Linked DNA regions of Homo sapiens: region 1 is linked to region 2. Evidence: read pairs that join two places in POLR2A ChIA-PET (ENCODE). Cell type or tissue: OCI-LY7. All regions are shown on one strand. Links, peaks and the distances in the headings refer to the core of each region. The heading gives the core; the rest is flanking DNA. Region 1 overlaps PDZD2 (PDZ domain containing 2). Region 2 overlaps LOC124900954 (a long non-coding RNA gene).

Region 1 (4,390 bases), core at 102-4,101, 600 kb after region 2:
TGCTCTGGGGCCTTCATTGTATACAGATCTGTTTCTTAGCTGTCAAATCTGTCCCATGAGCCATAAGCCTCTAGTGGACAGAGCTGCCTCCAGCTCTCTGGCCCCCTTTTCAGTCTCATTCCTCCTGCCAGGCCAGGGTGGGCCTTGGAGGGGTACCAGCTTCTTCGTTCCTCCCTCCTGTCACCTGGATTATCCCATCTACTTCCATAGCTACAGCAACCAAGTAAGAGCCACCAGCTCCTCAATCTCCATCTCTCTTCTGAGCTCAGACCCTCAACTCCTGCCCAGCTGCAGCTGGGTGTCCTGCAGCCACCTCAAACTCAGCCTGCCCTAAAAAATCTACTATGCGGCCAGGCACAGCGCCTCACGCCTGTAATTCCAGTACTTTGGGAGGTCAAGGCAGGTGGATCACTTGATGTCAGGAGTTCGAAACCAGTCTGGCCAACATGGTGAAACCCCGTCTCTACTAAAAATACAAAAATTAGCCAGGCATAGTGGTGTACGCCTGTCATCCCAGCTACTCAGGAGGCTGAGGCAGGTGGATCACTTGATGTCAGGCGTTCGAAACCAGCCTGGCCAACATGGTGAAACCCCATCTCTACTAAAAATACAAAAATTAGCCAGGTGTGGTGGTACGTGCCTGTAATCCCAGCTACTCAAGAGGCTGAGACAGGAGAATTGCTTGAACCCAGGAGGCAGAGGTTGCAGTGAGCTGAGATCGCGCCACTATACCCCAGCCTGGGCAAAAGAGTGAGACCCTGCCTCAAATAAACAATCCCATTATGCTCTCCCTCAGACAGGTTCCCCCTCCTGTATCTCCTCTTCCAACTCATGCCAATGAGTTCCCTGTCACTGAAGCACAACTGAGTCGCCCTTGGCTCCTCTCTCCCCTCCACCCTTGCTGGTAGGTCCTGTCAACTCCACTTCTTCAGTCTCTCTCACTCCTGACCTCAAGTGATCCACTAGCCTTGGCCTCCCAAAGTACTGGGATTACAGGCCTGAGCCACCGCGTCTGGTCGCATAGTGGGTTTTTTAGGGCATGCCAAGTTTGAGGTCCCCTTCTGCTGTACTGAGTCACACCTTAGGGCCTTGACTCTAGACTACTCTCACCTCCTCAGTTGTCTACCCCTAAAGTATATCCTGCACACAGAGGTATCCAGTGGCAAATACATAACATCTGCTTGAAACACTCAAATAATTTCTCGTTGTCCAAAGGATAACGCCTAAACACCTTGATGCGTATTTGAGACCATTCTTCATCTATTCCTGTGTTATTCAGGCTTTTGTGTCACTATAGGGAAATACCTGGCCGGACGCGGTGGCTCACGCCTGTAATCCCAGCACTTTGGGAGGCCGAGGCGGGCGGATCACGAGGTCAGGAGATCGAGACCATCCTGGCTAACATGGTGAAACCCCATGAAACTCTACTAAAAATACAAAAAAATTAGCCGGGCGTGGTGTAGTCCCAGCTACTTGGGAGACTGAGGCAGGAGAATGGCGTGAACCCGGGAGGCAGAGCTTGCAGTAAGCGGAGATCATGCCACTGCACCCCAGCCTGGGCGACAGAGCGAGACTGTCTCCAAAAAAAAAAAAAAAAAAAAAAAAAAAAGAATACCTGAGACTGGGTAATGTACAAAGAAAAGAGGTTTAACTGGCACACTGTTCTGCAGGTTGTACAGGAAGCATGGTACCTGTACCTGCCTGGCTTCTCGGGAGGCCTCAGAATGCTTTCACTCGTGGCAGAAGGCAAAAAGGGAGCAGAAGCAGGCACTTCACATGGCACGAGGAGAGCTAGAGGGGAGAGGTCCCAGACCTTTGCACAACCTGACCTCGCATTAACTAAGCAAGAACTCACTTATCACCAAAGGGTTGGAGCTCAGCCATTCACGGGGGATCCTCCCCCATGATCCAGTCACCTCCTACCAGGCCCCAGCCCCCAGCGTTGGAAATCCCATTTCAACAGGAGACTTGGAGGGGACAAACATGCAAACTATATCAATGCCTGCATCATGAAACCCACAGATAGTCATGCTAGCCGCTGCTTTTTTTTTTCAGCCTCCCGAGTAGCTGGGATTACACATGTCCAGCACCACACCCGGCTGATTTTTCTGTATTTTCTGTAGAGACGGGGTTTCACTGTGTTGGCCAGGCTGGTTTCAAACTCCCGACCTCAGGTGATCCACCCGCCTCAGCCTCCCAAAGTGCTGGGATTACAGGCGTGAGCCACTGCGCCTGGCCTTCCACTGCTCTTTTTCATGTATCTGTGCTTTCACATATGCCAGTGGTTCTCAACTGGGGAAGATATTGCCCCACAGGAGACATTTAGCACTGTCCGCAGATATTTTAAACTGTCACAACTAGGATGGGTGGGGCATTGCTGCTGGCATCTAGTGGCAGAGGCCAGAGATGCAGCTAAACATTTGATGGTATGCAAGACAGTCCTCCCACAAAGAATGATCTGTAGCACACAGCATGACACAGGTTCTTAGAAGGTTATACTGCATTTATTATTACCATGATTGCTTTCATTCTATGGGCTGCAAGCATAAATGCTGACAGGGGGCAGAAAATTAAATGAATCAGAGAAGCAGGTTGGACAAAATCAACAGCAGACGCTGAGTCTGGAGCCAACATGCCCTTTCTAAAGCATTCAGATTCAAAACTCCACGACGCTGAGCACAGCCATGCAGCAGGTGGATGGGTCACAGCTTCTACGAGGCTCCCAAGCAAGGGTGGGGGACAGTTTGTTTCTGGTACTTATTTCATTGCAAGTATGGATCAATATTCATTGAAAAGTTCCCTCTTAAATCTCCTTTCAGAGCCCAGCATACTCCTAAGTTCTAGTAAGTAAATGGAAAAATAGGGCAAAACTCTCAACTTAGATCCTTAATATTCCCTCTTATATCTCCTTTCAGAGTCCAGCATACTCCTAAGTTCTGGTAAGTAAATGGAAACATAGGGCAAAACTCTCAACTCAGATCCTTGATAAAGTTTTCCTGTGCTTCTGAATTTTCTTTTCAAGGGTTCTTTTCTTGGCCCGGCATCGTGGCTCAGGCCTGTAATCCCAACACTTTGGGAAGTCGAGGTGGATCATCTGGGGTCAGGAGTTCAAGACCAGCTTGGCCAACATGGTGAAACCCCATCTCTACTAAAAATACAAAAATTAGCCAGGTGTGGTGGCACATGCCTGTAATCCCAGCTACTCAGGAGGCTGAGGCAGGAGAACCCCTTGAACCTGGGAGGCGGAGGTTGCAGTGAGCCAAGATCGAGCCATTGCACTCCAGCCTGGATGACAGAGCAAGACTCTGACTCAAAAAAAAAAAATTCTTTGTAATTTTTCTAATGACCTTAATCTAGTTTTTCCAAAAATACATTCTATATTTTGGGAAATGCTCTATGAAAGAAGGAGATGCTCTATGAAAGAATGCTCCTTAACTCTGTGGTCAAATGGGTTTGAGAAGTATTTACCAGCACCTTGAGAGGCCAAGGCAGGTGGATCACCTGAGGTCAGCAGAAGTGTTTACTAGCTATTCCTTTAACTGGTGTGACCAAATCTTACTTTATCAAATGGTTCCCACCCCATCTTTTTATAGTGAAATATTTTAATATTTAGGGAAGCAGTGCTTTGAAGACTTTGTGAAATACTCAAGCACTCTCCTTGGCTGTCTGATTTGCACTCCCCTTCAGCAGAGGGCCATCTCAGTTTAAACTTCCATTTGTGTGCAGAGAAGTCCCAGCTCATCCTAACTCAGTCCCCATCCCTCAGGCAGAGACCTGTTCTTTCCTCCTTACATATTCTCAGTGAGGGTAGGCATACTGAAATGGCCTGGTTTTCTTCAAGAAGGAGCCATCTTGGTGAAGATGGAGGAAGGCAATGAGTCACCCTGTGAAATGGGGGTATAGCTGGAGAGCAAGTGCATGTCGGTGTGGCCCAGTGACTTGGGTCCTAGACAAGGACACACATCTCTTAGGCCCATGGGTCACCTCTGGCTAGTTTATAGAATCAAGGTCCATTAATGACTATTAGGTCCATTGAAAAAGATAAGCATAGATCTTCTGGAGCTAGATGGAAAAGGGCCAGTCACTTCGGGCAAGGAGAGTCTAACTTCAAAGTAGCAGGAGGCCAGGTGCGGTGGATCATGCTTGTAATCCCAGCACTTTGGGAGGCTAAGGCAGGTGGACCACCTGAGCTCAGGAGTTTAAGACCAGCCTGGCCAACATGGTGAAACCCCGTCTCTACTAAAAAATACAAAAATTAGCTGGGTGTGGTAGCAGGCACCTGTAATCCCAGCTACTCGGGAGGCTGAAGCAGGAGAATCACTTGAGCCTGGGAGGCGAAGGCTGCAGTGAGCGAGATAGTGCCACTGCACTCCAGCCTGGGTGACAGAGT
Region 2 (4,390 bases), core at 201-4,200:
TCCTGCCTCGGCCTCCCAAAGTGCTGGGATTACAGGTGTGAACCACCACGCCCAGCCCCCCAACCTTTTTTTTTAAAGGAGGACTGGTAGTGCAGGTCTGCTTTGAGAATTTTACTCAGAAGTAGTCTTCTTTATTTAGCATATTGGATACCTCTCACTTTCTTTTTTTTAGTAGTGATAAAATAAGTAGCAATATTTTTATATGAGTATATCTTATTGCTCTGCCATTCCTGGGGGGTTGTCCTCATCCTCATGGTCCAAGATGACTTGCCACCAATACAACTGCAAGCCAACCAAGAAAAGAGGGGGAGGCCCAAAGACAGGGCACACCCCAGAAAGCTGCACCACTTCCATTCATAGTGCAACGGTCAGAACTTGGTCATCTGGCTACACCTACTTGTCAGGGAAGCTGGAAGTCTTTAGTCAAACGTGCACAATTAGAAACACAAAAATAAAAATAAAAGAGCATGTACATACTGGAGACCATAGGTGGTCTCTGTTTCAGTTCTGTTTCAGGAACGATGATATGAGCATTTAAGTTAAAATCAAGGAGGCTTTAGCATCTCAGGACAAATGACCCTAATACTCAACCCTACTGATGAAACTTAACTCATTCCAGATCTCCTCTGGTCTACGGCCATGGTTTAAGAATTTGTGGGGGCCGAGTGTGGTGGTTCAAGGCTGTAATCCCAGCACTTTGGGAGGCTGAGGCGAGTGGATTGCTTGAGCCCAGGAGTTCAAGACCAGCCTGGCCAACAGCCTGGGCAATATCCCTACTAAAAATACAAAAACTAGCTGGGTGTGGTGGCACACACCTGTAGTCCCAGCTACTCGAGAGGCTGAGATGGGAGCATCACTTGAACCCAGGATGTCGAGGCTGCAGTGAGTCATGATCGTGCCACTGTACTCCAGCCTGGGTGACAGAATGAGACCCTGTCTCAAAAAAAAAAAAAAAAAGAATTTGTGGGGAGGGTAGCAGCAGATTCTGCAATATATAAGAAACAAATGGTGGTGCCCTTCTCCATTACCTTCCCCTCGTGCCCAGGGCACCTCTTTGAAGTATTAGTTCTCCGGGAAGACACTGAAAGAATGCATTGCTCTAAGAGAAAGCAAAACCCTACTGCTCTGCAGATAGTCACAGTAATTCTTGGGGATTCCCAAGGCTGCCAAGTTTATTTCTCCTGTGAGTTACGCTGAAAACCCCCAACCCTTGGTAAATAATCTGAACCAGTCTCGTTGCTACATTGCTTGGTAGATTTTAGAGTCACTCACTGCAGGAAACAGAGGCTGGAACATTCCACTCCCTAGGTGAGAAGCCATTTTCAACTACACCCTGTAGTTCACGGTGCTATCTGGAGCCAGAGTGAATGCCGGTTGCCATGGCACTGCTTTAAATTGTGCCTGTGCTGACACATCTCATCACAATGTCACATGCTGCTCCCATACACTAGATAGATAGAGCCGCATCTATCTCTTCCTCATGTTTACCGATTGATGCCTGAGCTCTGCGTTAGGAATAGAGATACATCAGCCAGAAAGCAAATCATGTGGGTGCCACACCTCCCTGGCTTATTTATAAGGGGTTGAAAACACCTGAATTAGGCAACAAGCGATCTGAGTTCTACTCACAGTTCTCCACTCTGTGATTTTGGACAAATTCCTTAAAATCTCTGACCCTTGGATTCCTCACCTGTACAATGAATGAGATGGAGTAGAATATCTCTGCAGTATCTTCCTGATGTAATGTCTCTGACTCCTGCACGCCGTTTTGAAGCAGCGGAAGCTCTGCAGAGAATCAACATCAAAGTGTGAGTGAGGCAATTCCTGTAAGCAGTTGCATGGCCCTGCCCTGCTGACTGTTTCTGAAATTCCCCTCCACCATCTCTGAGCTGTTAGGGATTTGTTTTGAGTTAATTTTCTGGCAAGATGCCACTTGCCAAAAGGTCCCTTCTGGTGCACTAAGAGGACTGTTTTCAGCTTGGATTATTATTTGCCTTGGAAATGCTTTCTTCTCAAGCCAGTCGCTGGTTCAGTGCTCACAGTTTTGGTCCCAAAGATAGCTACACCTCTGAATAAAGTAAGTTCTGAAACTAGACACTTTGGGATGCAGAGGTGGGAGGGTCACTTGGGTTCAGCAGTTCAAGACCAGCCTTGGCAACATAGTGAGACTCGTCTCTACTAAAAATACAAAAATTAGCCAGGTGTGGTAGTGTGTGCCTGTAGTCCCAACTACATCACTTGAGCCCAGGAGGTCGAGGCTGCCGTGAGTCGGAATACAATGGCTGGACAACAGAGCGACACCTTGTCTCAAAAATAAATAAATAAACTAGAAAAAGACATGTGAGGCTGGCTTTTGGGCATGTTTTATAGAGTAGTATCTCATGGGACCAAGGGACAAAGCAGCTCTGATACTTGTATAACCAGCGTGCAGCTGGTCTCATTAGCTGGTCTCATTTCATACTTGCGTTGTCCTGCCCCCTAGCACTCATCTGTTGTTTGTAAAAACTGGGCTCTTGCTGGGCGTGGTGGCTCATGCCTGTAATCCCAGGACTTTGGGAGCCTGAGGCGGGCAGATCACGAGGTCAGGAGTTCGAGACCAGCCTGGCCAATATGGTGAAACCCCGTCTCTACTAAAAATACAAAAATTAGCCAGGCGCGGTGGTGTGTGCCTGTAGTCCCAGCTACTCAGGAGGCTGAGGCGGAAGAATCGCTTGAACCCAGGAGGCGGAGGTTGCAGTGAGGCGACATCGCTCCACTGCACTCCAGCCTGGGCAACAGAGCGAGACTCCATCTCAAAAAAAAAGAAAAAAAGAAAAAAACTGGGCTCTCACTTTCAAATTCTCCTTCACACCCCATCTCAATTATTTGTGGGAATCCTCACATGGGCTCTCATGTATAATCCACAGACAAAAATAGGGTCTGGGAAGTAAGGGGAACAAGGGTAATAGAGTGTCTTGGCTCAAACCAGGGATAAGCAAGTCACAGGAAAAAAATCTAGGGACTTGACAGCAATCATCATCTTTTTTATTTTTGAGATAGGGTCTCGCTCTGCCACCTAGGCTGCAGTCCAGTGGTGCGATCTCGGCTCACTGCAGCCTCAGCCTCCTGGACTCAAGCCATCCTCCCACCTCAGCCTCCCAAGTAGCTGGGACCACAGGCGCATGCCAACCATGCATGGTGAATTTTGGTTGTTGTTGTTTTTGTTGTTGTTTTGAGACAGAGTCTTGCTCTATTGCCCAGGCTGGAGTGCAGTGGCGCAATCTTGGCTCATTGCAACCTCTACCTCCTGGGTTCAAGTGATTCTTGTGCTTCAGCCTCCCTAGTAGCTGGGACTACAGGTGTGCACCACCAAGCCTGGCTGATTTTTGGTTTTTTAGTAGAGACGGAGGGGTGGGGGTGGGGGGTTCGCCATTTGGCCAGGCTGGTCTTGAACTCCTGACCTCAGCCTCCCAAAGTGCTGGGATTACAAGCATAAGCCATTGTGCCCGGCCCAGACTTTTTGTATTTTTTGCAGAGACAGGATCTCACTGTGTTGCCCAGGGTGGTCTTGAAGTCCTGGGCTCAAGCGATCCTCCCACCTCAGCTTCCCAAAGTGCTGGGATTACAGGCTTGAGCGACTGTGCCAGGCCACAATCACCATCTTGAAAACAAGGTTTGTCCACCTCAGTTTGCCTGATAGGGAGTGAGAGGAAAATCTAGACAGACTTCACAGAGAAAATGAAACATTGGCTGGCTCTCAAAGAATGAATGCTGGATCCAGTGATGATGGCTTTGGGGGAAGACCTGATGAAGCAGATGCCCCTGTGCCTTGCCCCCCAACAGACTGACCTCCCCTTTCCAAACTTCAGTTGGAGCACTTGTACATTCATTCTATATTTTTTAGTCTTCTATTTTTTTTAATGTCCTAATCTTAGAATTAAGGCAAAAAGATAATTGTATGTCCTTTCACTGTCATGCTGGAGCATTGTCCGAACAGGTCCACCCAAGTGTTATTCATCTGGAGAATGTACCTTTGTTTGACTTGTTAATTATTATCATTAGGGTCCAGATTCTATGAAGTTACGTGTTAACTTGTAGGTTTTTGTCTGTTAGAGACCCAAATGATTCCTATTCTACAGAAAAGACAATCCTAAAGATTATAGTTTATTAACCTGTAGGACATAAACTAGATTTCCCTTTAACCTAGCTAACTTATTTCAGCATGTCTTTTCTGCTATACAAACCTCTGTTCCTTGAATTCTCCTTCAACCAGATTTATTATCTTTCTGGTCTCTTCATTAAATGAGTTAGATTGATATTTGACACATGCTCACTATATATTTGATGGCAGCATGTTTTTTACTCTTAGAGGGAGACTTAGCCTAAAAAAAAAAAAGGAAAGAAAAAAAAG

Evidence for each region. ChIA-PET counts read pairs that join two places held together with the same protein. Peaks named below come from ENCODE experiments on the same cell type or tissue, not always from the same donor. Only the 100,000 strongest peaks of a DNase experiment are listed, where the experiment ranks them.
Region 1: POLR2A ChIA-PET joins it to region 2 with 5 read pairs; 2 of 35 experiments call an interaction of 5 or more read pairs at or near these places.

What each region holds. Positions count from the first base shown.
Region 1 is chr5:31,927,416-31,931,805 of GRCh38, reverse strand. The region is part of intron 2 of PDZD2 (PDZ domain containing 2); the gene reads right to left. Among named protein-coding and RNA genes, the nearest start is that of MIR4279, 6.5 kb to the left of the region's middle. In OCI-LY7, for the core only: CTCF peaks have their summits at 2,180 and 2,383 (motif pointing left); a DNase peak (open chromatin) is centred at 2,385.
Region 2 is chr5:32,529,217-32,533,606 of GRCh38, reverse strand. LOC124900954 (a long non-coding RNA gene) reads right to left here. Exons shown (of 5, transcript XR_007058719.1): 3 at 4,224-4,361; 4 at 1,691-1,785. Among named protein-coding and RNA genes, the nearest start is that of SUB1, 54 kb to the left of the region's middle. RefSeq lists enhancers at 1,601-1,700, 1,841-1,950. In OCI-LY7, for the core only: no CTCF peak of the experiment used is centred there; a DNase peak (open chromatin) is centred at 1,816; H3K4me3 peaks cover 1,223 bases; H3K27ac peaks cover 1,031 bases.